Regions from separate parts of the Homo sapiens genome. Here region 2 is linked to region 1. Evidence: read pairs that join two places in POLR2A ChIA-PET (ENCODE). Cell type or tissue: Caco-2. All regions are shown on one strand. Each heading gives the region's core, and the rest is flanking DNA. Links, peaks and the distances in the headings are about the cores only. Region 1 has its middle 170 kb from the start of NLRP1. Region 2 has its middle 120 kb from the start of WSCD1.

What was found. ChIA-PET counts read pairs that join two places held together with the same protein. Peaks named below come from ENCODE experiments on the same cell type or tissue, not always from the same donor. Only the 100,000 strongest peaks of a DNase experiment are listed, where the experiment ranks them.
Region 2: POLR2A ChIA-PET joins it to region 1 with 5 read pairs; 2 of 35 experiments call an interaction of 5 or more read pairs at or near these places.

Annotation. Positions count from the first base shown.
Region 1 is chr17:5,756,467-5,761,845 of GRCh38, reverse strand. No RefSeq gene overlaps it. Among named protein-coding and RNA genes, the nearest start is that of NLRP1, 170 kb to the right of the region's middle. In Caco-2, for the core only: no CTCF peak of the experiment used is centred there; a DNase peak (open chromatin) is centred at 2,985.
Region 2 is chr17:5,950,781-5,956,159 of GRCh38, reverse strand. No RefSeq gene overlaps it. Among named protein-coding and RNA genes, the nearest start is that of WSCD1, 120 kb to the left of the region's middle. In Caco-2, for the core only: no CTCF peak of the experiment used is centred there; no DNase peak of the experiment used is centred there.

The sequences.
Region 1 (5,379 bases), core at 197-5,196:
TACAGGTGTGCACCACCACGCCCAGCTGGTTTTTGCATTTTTAGTAGAGATGGGGTTTCGCCATGTTGGCCAGGCTGGTCTCAAACTCCTGACCTCAGGTGAGGAGGCCTCCCAAAGTGCTAGGATTACAGGCATGAGCCACCGCACCAGGCCTTTTCTTATTATTTCTAAATTATCATGCTTGTAGCAGAGCCTGTCAACTTCCTACCTACATCTTCTCAGCTCTTGCCATTCCAGTCTCTGATGACTGTGTCCTGCTACAAGCACCTGGGCTCACCTCTCCCAGGTGCTGCCCTCAGCCATCACAGGTGGGAACTGGAGAATAAATACCACGGCTTCCTTGCCCCTCTGATATTTTACATGTTCTGTGCAGTCTTCTAGAGCTTCCCAGTGGGATGAACTGCCACTTCCCACGTGGTAACCTGATGAGTAACACACAGTTTGGCTCCCTTCCCTTCCCTGTGTCACCTCCCCTGTCCCCTATCTGAGCTCACCTCTTGGATAAACAGCTTGCACCCAAACCCTGTCTCAGTGTCTGCTTCTAGGGAATCACAAACTAAGACAATGTTTTTGAACAAAATTTGGAAATTATAAAATCCATACTCTGGTCGGGCGCAGTGGCTCATACCTGTAATCCCAGGACTTTGGGAGGCTGAGGTGAGTGGATCATGAGGTCAGGAGTTCGTGACCAGCCTGGCCAACAGGTGAAACTCTGTCTCTACTAAAAATACAAAAAATTATCCGGGCATGGTGGTGGGTGCCTGTAATCCCAGCTACTCAGGAGGCTGAGGTAGAGAATTGCTTGAACCCAGGAGGCGGAGGTTGCAGTGAGCCAAGATCGTGCCACTGCACTCCAGCCTGGGCAACAGAGCAAGATTCCATCTCAAAAAAAAAAAAAAATCCATACTCAATTCCACTCATAAAACATTTCAAGTGCTTGCCTACTATATACCAGTAGAGGATTAAATACCAGTACAGGATACCTAGTAAAGGATTAGAAATTAATAATAAGCAAGATAGACAATCTCTGACCTCATAAAGTTTATAGCCTAGAAGAAATAAAAAATCCTCTGTATCTTACTAACTAGAAATAATCATTGTTACTTTTTTCCATATATATATAAAATTCCAATCTTGCAATTATATACATGGACATACTTCTGGACATACTTACTAAACCTTTATCATACCAAATAGTTTTGAATCCAGTTTCTCATTACATTACAAGTATTTTTCCAGGTCTCTAATTACTCTTTTAAAACATTATTTGTAATGGCTATGAAATATTTTCGGATATGTACCACCATTTATTTAACCATTCCCCAATCGTTTCCAATGTTCCATGATTGCAGATAACATCACAATAAACCTTAAACAGTTTCCAGGCATGCTGTGGTATAATCAGATTAGCATTTTAGAAAAACCAGCTTGATATCTCTGGAGGCAGATTTGAGGCAGATGAAAGGAGAGAGACCAGTCAGAGCCATTCATAATATTTCAAGTCAGAGGCAGTGATGCCTAAATCAGGGTGGTGGTGGTGGTGGTACAGCAGGTGGAGGGGGATTTGGAAGTCAGGATAGGGCACCTGAGCAGCTTCTCCAGCTCCATTCACAATCTCTCATCATCACTTTGGAGCTTGTATGTTCTTTACTTGTCTCATTCGTCTTGACTTCCCTACTTAATTGGCAGTGCCTTTGTTACCAAGCAAAGGGGGCTCACTGCCTGATGCACTAGAAGTCAATACTATGACACCAGATTTTTGAGAAAAGAAAACCTTTTTATTGCAAGTGGACCAACAAGGAGACAGGAGTCCAGCTCAAATCTGTCTCCCTGGGCCAGCTTTAGGGCAGCAGTTTTGTTAGAAAAGGTTTAGGGAATGGATTCTAGGATTGGTGGGTGACTGGTGGAAGGAAATGGGAGGCTGGAAAGTCCTCTGGCATGCACAGTTATCTCTTCATACTACTTCCTGGATCGCACGTGCACATTCAGGGGGAGTAAGTATGAAGCATGCAGTGGAATTTGAGGTGGTGACATTAGCAAGCTCATTCTGCGCAAACTCCAGTCAGCCGTATTGGTTTTCACCGATTTCAGCCAGTTCTGTTATCCTGCAAGGGAAGGGAGTTTCAGCATTGCTGTAAGTTTTTTCTTTTCTTATCTGCAGTCCTGCAAATTCAAGGATATCCGTTAGTCACTGGTTTCTTACTCTTTGGGGCACAGTTCTGTTTCAGCTGTTAGGCAACTGGTTTTTCATCTGCTATCCTGTAAGCCCAAACATTTAGTCATTCGTTTCTCTAACCCTTTGGGGCACGGTTTCACCTTCAAAGGAAAAGCTTATCTTGCCCTCCCATCACCATAAGCCTCACTACAGGTCTAGACACATCATCCTGAGATGAAATGCCCTACTTCCTTTGGTAAAAATAATTCTGGAGACATAATTTGGCTTCTTTTTTTTTTTTTTTTTTTTTTTTTTTTTTTTTTTTTTTGGAGATGGAGTCTCACTCTGTCACCCAGGCTAGAGTGCAGTGGCATGATCTCAGCCCACTGCAAGCTCCGCCTCCCGGGTTCAAGCGATTCTCCTGCCTCAGCCTCCCGAGTAGCTGGGATTACAGGCACCCGCCACCACGGCCAGCTAATTTTTGTATTTTTACTAGGGACGGGGTTTCACCATGTTGACCAGGCCAGTCTTGAACTCCTGACCTCAGGTGACCCGCCCGCCTGGCCTCCCAAAGTGCTGGGATTACAGGCGTGAACCACTGCACCCGGCCTAGTTTATATTCTTAAACTAGCCTTTAGGACACAGAAATGATAGGAAGTCCACCAATTTGCCTGCTTGCAGGATTAGGAGTCATCCAAGGGAGCCTCATAAGGTGGTGAGTGGAGCTGGTCATTGGAGTAGGAAAGGACTTGATCTTTCATTGGACCCAGGATATGTCAATCACCTCCACTCTGCCAATGAGCCATGGTCTGGAGGATGCCCTGGCATTGGACCTAAGAGATGTCAATCATCTCCACTCTGCCAATGAGCCATGGTCTGGAGGATGCCCTGCAGGATATGTCAATCACCTCCACTCTGCCAATGATCCATGGTCTAGGGGATGCCCTGGGAGTCAGCAATGGAAATGTGGAGCTTGATGCTCCTGGAGCCACTGCCATCAAACTGACTCCAGGGTGGTGACAGTGGGCCAGGGCAAGAGCAGGCTTTCTAGAACCTTCCCAAGGGAGGCAACTGTGAGCTTCGGATAAGCATATAAAACCCAGACTGAGTAGAGATTTTCGGCCTCAGGGAGGCCAGGAGCTAAGGGGATTTTTGTCAAGAGCATTAAGTAGCAGTAAAGTGTAAGTTCAGCAAAGCCCAGAGCATCGAAGAATACCATTCATTTCCTGAGCGCCGACACGCAGCAGGCACTGTGCTGGGGGCTGGGGACACAGCGGTGAACGACAGAGGCATGCCCCTGCCCTCGTGGGGTTTACAGTCTATACAAGCAGGTTGACATGGAGAGAGGAGACCGGGGGGCAGGCACCTCCCTGTAAATGATCTCATGTCATTCCCTCGCAGCCGTCCTATGAAATAGTGCTATCATGGTTCCCATGTTACAGGTTCACAAGTTGAGGCTCAGAGAGGTTACGTTAACCAGCCCAATATCACAGCTGGTGAGTGATAGGGCCAGGATTTGAACCAAGATATAGCTAACTCCAGCTGTCTCCGCTGCCTTCTACTAGAATCATGGTTCTCCATTAGAGGCCATGTTTTCCCCCAGGGTAGTATTAGGTACAGCCTGGAGACATTTTTAGTTGTTCACAACTAGGGGAGGGGAGTGCTACTGTTTATCTAGTGGGTGGAGGCCCGGGATGCTGTCAAACAGCCTGCAATGTCCAGGACAGCCCCACGCAACAATGAATTACCAGACCCACGATGTCAATAGCACACAGGCTGGCAAACCCTGGACTACAATGTGAGCCATGAATACCCATGAGTGGGAGTTTGTGTCTCCCTGACCATTCTCAGAACCTGTCTGAATGCACAGCCAGTCAGACCAGTGGATCTGACTGCGATCCTCTGGATATGGTCAAGGCCAAGAGAAGCCAACTCCAGGCCCCAGGCCAGAACATGAGCCCAGGCAGACACAGAGAGGGCAGGCGCAGGATAAATGCCCCAGATGCCTGATAAGTAATGCCGGCGGGAGGGACAGGAGGTGGGGTGCCGAGAACAGCTTCCAGGGCAACTGCCCTCCTCCCACCCTCCCCACAAGATGCTTGTCCTCAGCAGCAGACGCACCAGCTCCTCGAAGGATACAAAATACAAGCAGAGCTTGGATCTGCTTGCTCTCCCTGGACAGCCCTGAACTAATATTTGTTTTAGCAAATGGCTGAGCTGTTCATCTTCTCTGGCAATAGGGATTTGTTTTCTTTTCAAAAACTCACTGGCATTCTAAGTCTAAGAAGCTGACCTCCAGAAGGCCAGAGTCTACGTTAAGGCTCAAAGCACAGTAGAGCACCCTCTGTGATGAAGAGGCAAGAGCAGAGGGACATGGAGGTGAAGCTGGCTGCGGTCCTACTGCGTGCCAGATTTTCTATGCATCATCTCATTCACAAGAGCCCTAAGAGAGAGAGGTTGATTTTTGTTGCTGTTGTTCCATTTTTGAGAGAAAACTTAAAGTAAGAGAGGGTGGACAACTTGTCCAAGGTCCCACAGCTTGTGAGGGATTTAAACACCCAGGTGTCTGATTCTAAAGCCCCCCACATCTGCAAGTCAATGCTGCATCAGCACTAGAGGCTTGTCAGCAGAGCAGAGACCTCATACCTCTCTTTGTTGGGACAGAGAAGCATCACTAGGGAGCAGGAAAGTGGAGAGCCAGGTCAGCAGAAGAGCCCCAACAGAGCCTGATCTGCCAGGACTCTTTATGGCACAAGTCAAAAAAAAGCAACTCAAACTGACCTAAGCAATATAAGAATGTATCAGCTCATGAACTTGGAAGTCCTTGAGGTAAGGCAGACTTCAGGATGGGTTGGATTTGGTCATTCGATAATCCCATCGAGGAGCTGGTGCCTTCTGCATCTCCCCTCTGCCTTCTCTAGTGTCAGCTTACCTCGTGGTGGCAAAGGGCTGCAGCAGCTCCAGGTCCCTTCTATATCCCAAACCTTTGAGAAAGAGGAGCTAGCCTTCTGTAGATCTCTCAGGCCCATGAGCAACCGTCTTTCCCATAACCCACCTCTCCTTAGAGTCAATGGTCTGATTTGGACCACAGGTCCATTCCTGAACCAATCTCCTCATCAGAAGGCCTGGCACCCACCAGCTTATGCCTGGGTTAGTAGAAGGAGACACTGTAGCAGGGAGAAACCAATCAGCTTCCTAATCTTAACCATCTTATTTCTAAAAAG
Region 2 (5,379 bases), core at 101-5,100, 190 kb before region 1:
TGGTAAGAGCACAGACTTGGGGCCAGAAAGACATTGGTTTGAGTCCCAGCTCTGGAAATTACACTTTATGATCTTACACAAGTTACCTTACTTATTTGTATCAGTTATCCATTGCTGTTTTTCAAACTACTTGAAAGGGCTTAAAACAGTAACAGTTTAGTTCATGAATCTGCAATCGGGACAGGGCTCAGCAGGGATGGCTCATCTCTGCCCCTTATAGATGAAGGATGGGAATTTATTTCAAATGGTTCACAGGCATGGCTGGCAAGTGGTTGCTGGCTGATGGATGGCTGGGAGTTCAGCAGGGCTTTGGGCCAGGAGCCTCAGTTGCTTGTCCTGCAGGTCTTTGCATGCCCTGCTTGGGGTTCCTCATGGTAAGCAAGTTCCACGAATGAACATACCAAGAGAACAAGCAGGGAGTGCATGCATCTTTATGACCTAGCCTCTAAAATCACATAGCACCACTCTGCCATCCTCTGTTGGTTGAGGCTGTCACCAAGGGCCACCCAGCTTCAATGGGAGGAGACATAGATCCTGCCTCTTGCTGGGGGAGTGGCAAGGTCTAGAAGAGCATGTGAAATGGGAGATATCTTTGTGGCCATCTTCAGAAAATACAACCTGTCACATTATCTGAACCTCAGTATCCTTACACGTTGTGTTCCTTCTTAAGTTGGCCAGGAAGAGCTATTACTTTTAGAAATAGAGGGCCGGTCATGGTGGCTCACGCCTGTAATCCCAGCACTTTGGGAGGCCGAGGTGGGCAGATCACCTGAGGTCAGGAGTTCGAGACCAGGCTGGCCAACATGGTGAGACCCTGTCTCTACTAAAAATACAAAAAGTTAGCCAGGCATGGTGGTGCATGCCTATAATCCCAGCTACTCAGGAGGCTGAGGCAGGAGAATCACCTGAACCCAAGAGGCGGAGGTTGCAGTGAGCCAAGATCACACCACTGCACTCCAGCCTGGGCAACAGAGTGAGACTCTGTCTCAAAAAAAAAGAAAGAAATAGGAAGTTATTATAATGAAAGGAGGTAATATAGTTTAAAACGAGACTAAATTCAGCCACTTGTAACTTCTAAAAGATAATGGAATAATAAAGCTCCATGCTGTTCTCTTCCACTAGAGTCTGTGATAGTAGAGACACTAATGAGCCTTAGATAATAAACGGAAGCTAAGTAGAAGGTAGAGAGTTACATTTTGTGCATGATAAAGTGGGAGAGGAGAACTGGATTTAGAGAAGGGGTAGTGCCCACGCAAGGAGACTTGAGAAAGCAGAAGTTGAGATATGCATGAAGCCAAGTGATGATACTGTAGGCTTCATCTGCCAACCCCATGCTCTCAACAAAATACGCTACATTCACCATACCTTGCATGTGGAGGTGCTTTTTGAGGAGTGAAGAAATTCTGGAAAAGGCACTGAACTTCATGTTTTATCAGTGTTAAGCAGAAGAAAGAGGACAGGAACAGGAGGTGAGATGGCAATGAGACTGGGTTCCCAATTGGAATGGGAATTTGGATCCCAATGGGACCTTGAGAAAATAAGATACTCCACCACACCCACAAAGAGAAATGCATAACAATGGAGAAGTTGGGCCCAATCCTTCTGCAATCCACCCCCAGCCTCAGAGAAGAGAGCCCTCAGGTATGATGTGGGTCACTCAAGAAACACTGTGCTTTTGCAGGAAAGTAGCCCAGGGTGCATGGGGTCCCAGTTGTCCCAAGCCAGGGATGTGTATCTGGTGACCTCAGGATCTCTGGTCAAGCAAGCTGCCTAGTCATTGTTCAGCCCACATTAAGCCTCCCCAAAGAGAGGATTTGATTGGATCTGCTAGGCATCACTCAGCATGGAGAAAAATTGATGTCACATCACATCAAGAAGACCTAGATTCCTCCTGTCTCACCCTTGTGCAGCTGCTTCTAACTTATGCACCTATCCTCATATGATTCCCACCAGCTGGGGAGATCAGGCTTACTCTCATTAACTGGTCTATTATTGAGCTTGGGTAACTAGAAGGGGTTTGTGAGGTGGTGGGGTAGTTGGGGCTATAAAACTCCATGGACAATCCCAGCAGGTTGAAGGACAACCATAAAAGTGGGGAAAGAATTCCAGCCGGCAGCACAGCACCTGGTATATAAATTAGACCTTGTCACTCCCCTGCTTAAAACCTTCCAATGACATCTCAGTACAATTAGAAGAAAATCCACACTCTTCACCATGATCTGCCAGCCCCTGTCACCCCTTTGGCTTCACCCCCCTTTTTTTTTTTTGCGACGAAATTTCGCTCTTTGTTCCCCAGGCTGGAGTGCAGTGGCGCAATCTCAGCTCACTGCAACCTCTGCCTCCAGGGTTCAAGAAATTCTCCTGTCTCGGCCTCCCAAGCAACTGAGATTAGAGGCACATGCCACCACACCCAGCTAATTTTTTCTATTTTTAGTAGAGACAGGGTGGTTTCCTCTTATTGGTCAGGCTGGTCTCGAACTCCTGACCTCAGGTGATCCAGCCACCTTGGCCTCCCAAAGTGCTGGGATTACAGGCAGGAGCCACTGCACCCAGCCAGCTTCACCCCTTTTACCCTCCTCTTACTCTAGTGAGGTTTCTCAGAGATATCAACATCATGCCCACCCAATGCCCTTGCATTTGATGGTCACTCTGCCAAGAAAAATCTTCACCCAGACTTTTGCATAACCAATCCATTGAACAAGCACAGTATGTAAGATGTGATCAAGATGCAACTTAATTTTTTGATAACCATGCACCTTTAAAATATATTCAGATTGGGCGAGGTAACTCATGCCTGTAATCCCAGCCCTTTGAGAGGTCAAGGCAGGCAGATCACCTGAGGTCAGGAGTTCGAGACCAACCTGGCCAACATAGTGAAACCCCGTCTTTACTAAAAAATACAAAAATTAGCCAAGCGTGGAGGCGCATGCCTGTAATCCCAGCTACTTGGGAGGCTGAGGCAGGAGAATCACTTGAACCCAGGAGGTGGAGGTTGCAGTGAGCCAAGATCACACTGTTGTACTCCAGCCTGGGCAACAAGAGTGAAACTTTGTCTCAAAAAAAAAAAAACCATGTATTCAGTAGTGGTCATCCTCACCCATCCCTGGATAGAAACTCATACTAAACTTCTCTGTGTACTCTCAGGCAAGGGACAGTCCTATGGTCATTTTCCATCATAAAACACTATTAGATTCAATCATATGAATGTGTCCAGCCCAATCTATTAATTAGTGCTTCAATCTCTACTCAAAGACTTCTCCCTTTCCTTCATACCTAGACTTGTGTCTGGAGCCCCTGTCTTTGAGGACGGGACATAGTCATCTCCAACTCTCTCTCTGCTCTCCTCTCTTCCTCCCCCTACTTGCTAGCCGCTGTTTCAAACCCTGCTAGAGTGAAAATTGTGGTGGCGGGAGGAGTAAGGAGTAAAACAGCTTTTTATGAGCTGGGTGGCTTGCCGCCATCTGAGCCTGGCAGTTAATTAGAGCTAACTTTCACCTGCAGGTGTGTTTATGCATTATTTGGAGCCCCATCCCCATCTAGGGTCCTCTTATCTGAAGCACTCATGCCCCCAAGCAATACAACCAGGTTGCTCCCATGCCAGGAGTACCCCACTTCATTGAAAGTACCCTCCACCCCACATAGATTATTAGAGTTGGAGTCCCCTCCCTCTCCAAAGGCAGTCCTCTGAGCCAGGACTTTAAAATTATATTTTGAATGCAACCACTTCTCCCATCTCCATGCCTACACTTTGAGTTCAAGCCAGCATCATCTCTTGCCTGGTGTGGTAGGCAGAATTCTAATATGGCTTCTGAGATTCCTGCCCCCAGTGTGCACACTCCCCCTCCATGTGAGTGTGGGTGGGATCTGTGGCTGATAGAGATCCCCAGACTCAGATGAGAGTCTGACACCTTGACCACCTTGGTCAAGCTGACACCTTGACCAAAGCATTGTGAGACCTGAAGCATAGGTCCCAGCTGGGCCACATCCAGACTCCTGAGCCATGGACACCGTGAGATCATAAACATAGGTTGTTTTATGCCGCTAAATGTGTGGTGATTTATTATGTGGCAATATAAAAACTGTACACTTGGATTATTGTAAAGGTCATGTAATTCTCATCCTGCTCTGCTCTTGCCCTTCTTGAGTTTATTGTCAACTCATAAATGATCCAAATTCAGCAGTCCTCTCCAAGCTCTGCCACAAAAACCTCCCGACCCCTGGCCTTACCCCAACCCTCATAACCCTATATCCCATCACTCTATTTGTTATATTATCTGAAATTACCTCTGCTCACAAATGTAACTGAAAGACCAAGACTATTGATGGGAAGCAGTGGAGCTAGTGGATGTAAATCTACCCTCTCAGCAACCCTTCTCCAAGCTTCTAGATTCTGGCAATGCCACTTCGTCCCATTTGTTTCTCCAGCAGTAGGGAGGTCACTGCTTCCTGCAGTTACTGATCTCCAGGCTACCTCCCTTTTTGCTTTTTTCAATTTTTCCATATGCATGTAACCAACTTCCTACATTAAATCTCCTCTGTTTGAAATACCTACTGTTCTGATTCAAGTAGCAAAGACAGAAAAAAAAAATAAGAATGAAATACCTATTGTGGATTCTGTTTTCTCGACCAACTCACTCCTCTTCCTGAGTGAGCTTGACTGAGTCTCAGTTCCTTGAAATCCAAAGGTCTTTGACAATAACAGAGAGGAGTTGTGACTTGTCTACAGATATTAATACATTGCAGCAGATATTTGAACCCAGGTCAGCCTCCCCGGTACACCACCCTGGGATCGTATAGACAAAAAAAAAAAAAAAAAAAAAAGTTTGTAGAACGAATGAACAAATGAATGAACATGGTAACAGCAATAAACACTCTGTACTCTAACTCCTTGCTCTTGGACAAAAACTGGATTAACCCTTTGCTGCCTGCAGAACTTTAAATTACCTATCCTTCAGCAAAACACCCAGAGATTAGGCTCTTGTCCAAATGCCTCTCACATCGCATTCTGCAATTTCCTCTGAATAAAGTGATTGTGCTATCCTTTTACAGGGGAAGATTAGTCTTCTCAGTCGGGTGACAGGAGCCAAATGGGAGGTGAAGCATTCTGCCTTCTCTCCACCATCTGTTAACACAACCCCAAGCCACCCTCGGGTTTGCGCCGTCCCCGCTTGGCTTGTTCTGAACAGGGCTGCCGATGCCTTGATTGCTTTTCTTTCAGTGTGTGAATACTCACTTTCTGAGTGCCTCCCGTATTCCCACTTACTCCTCCTGTCTCTTTAGAGGAAGCATCCAATATAATATGCATCTGCTGGCTGAACTCCAGTCCAGGAAGGACCGTGGCAAGGAGAGGCAACCAGAATCAGCATCAGGGTGGTTTTT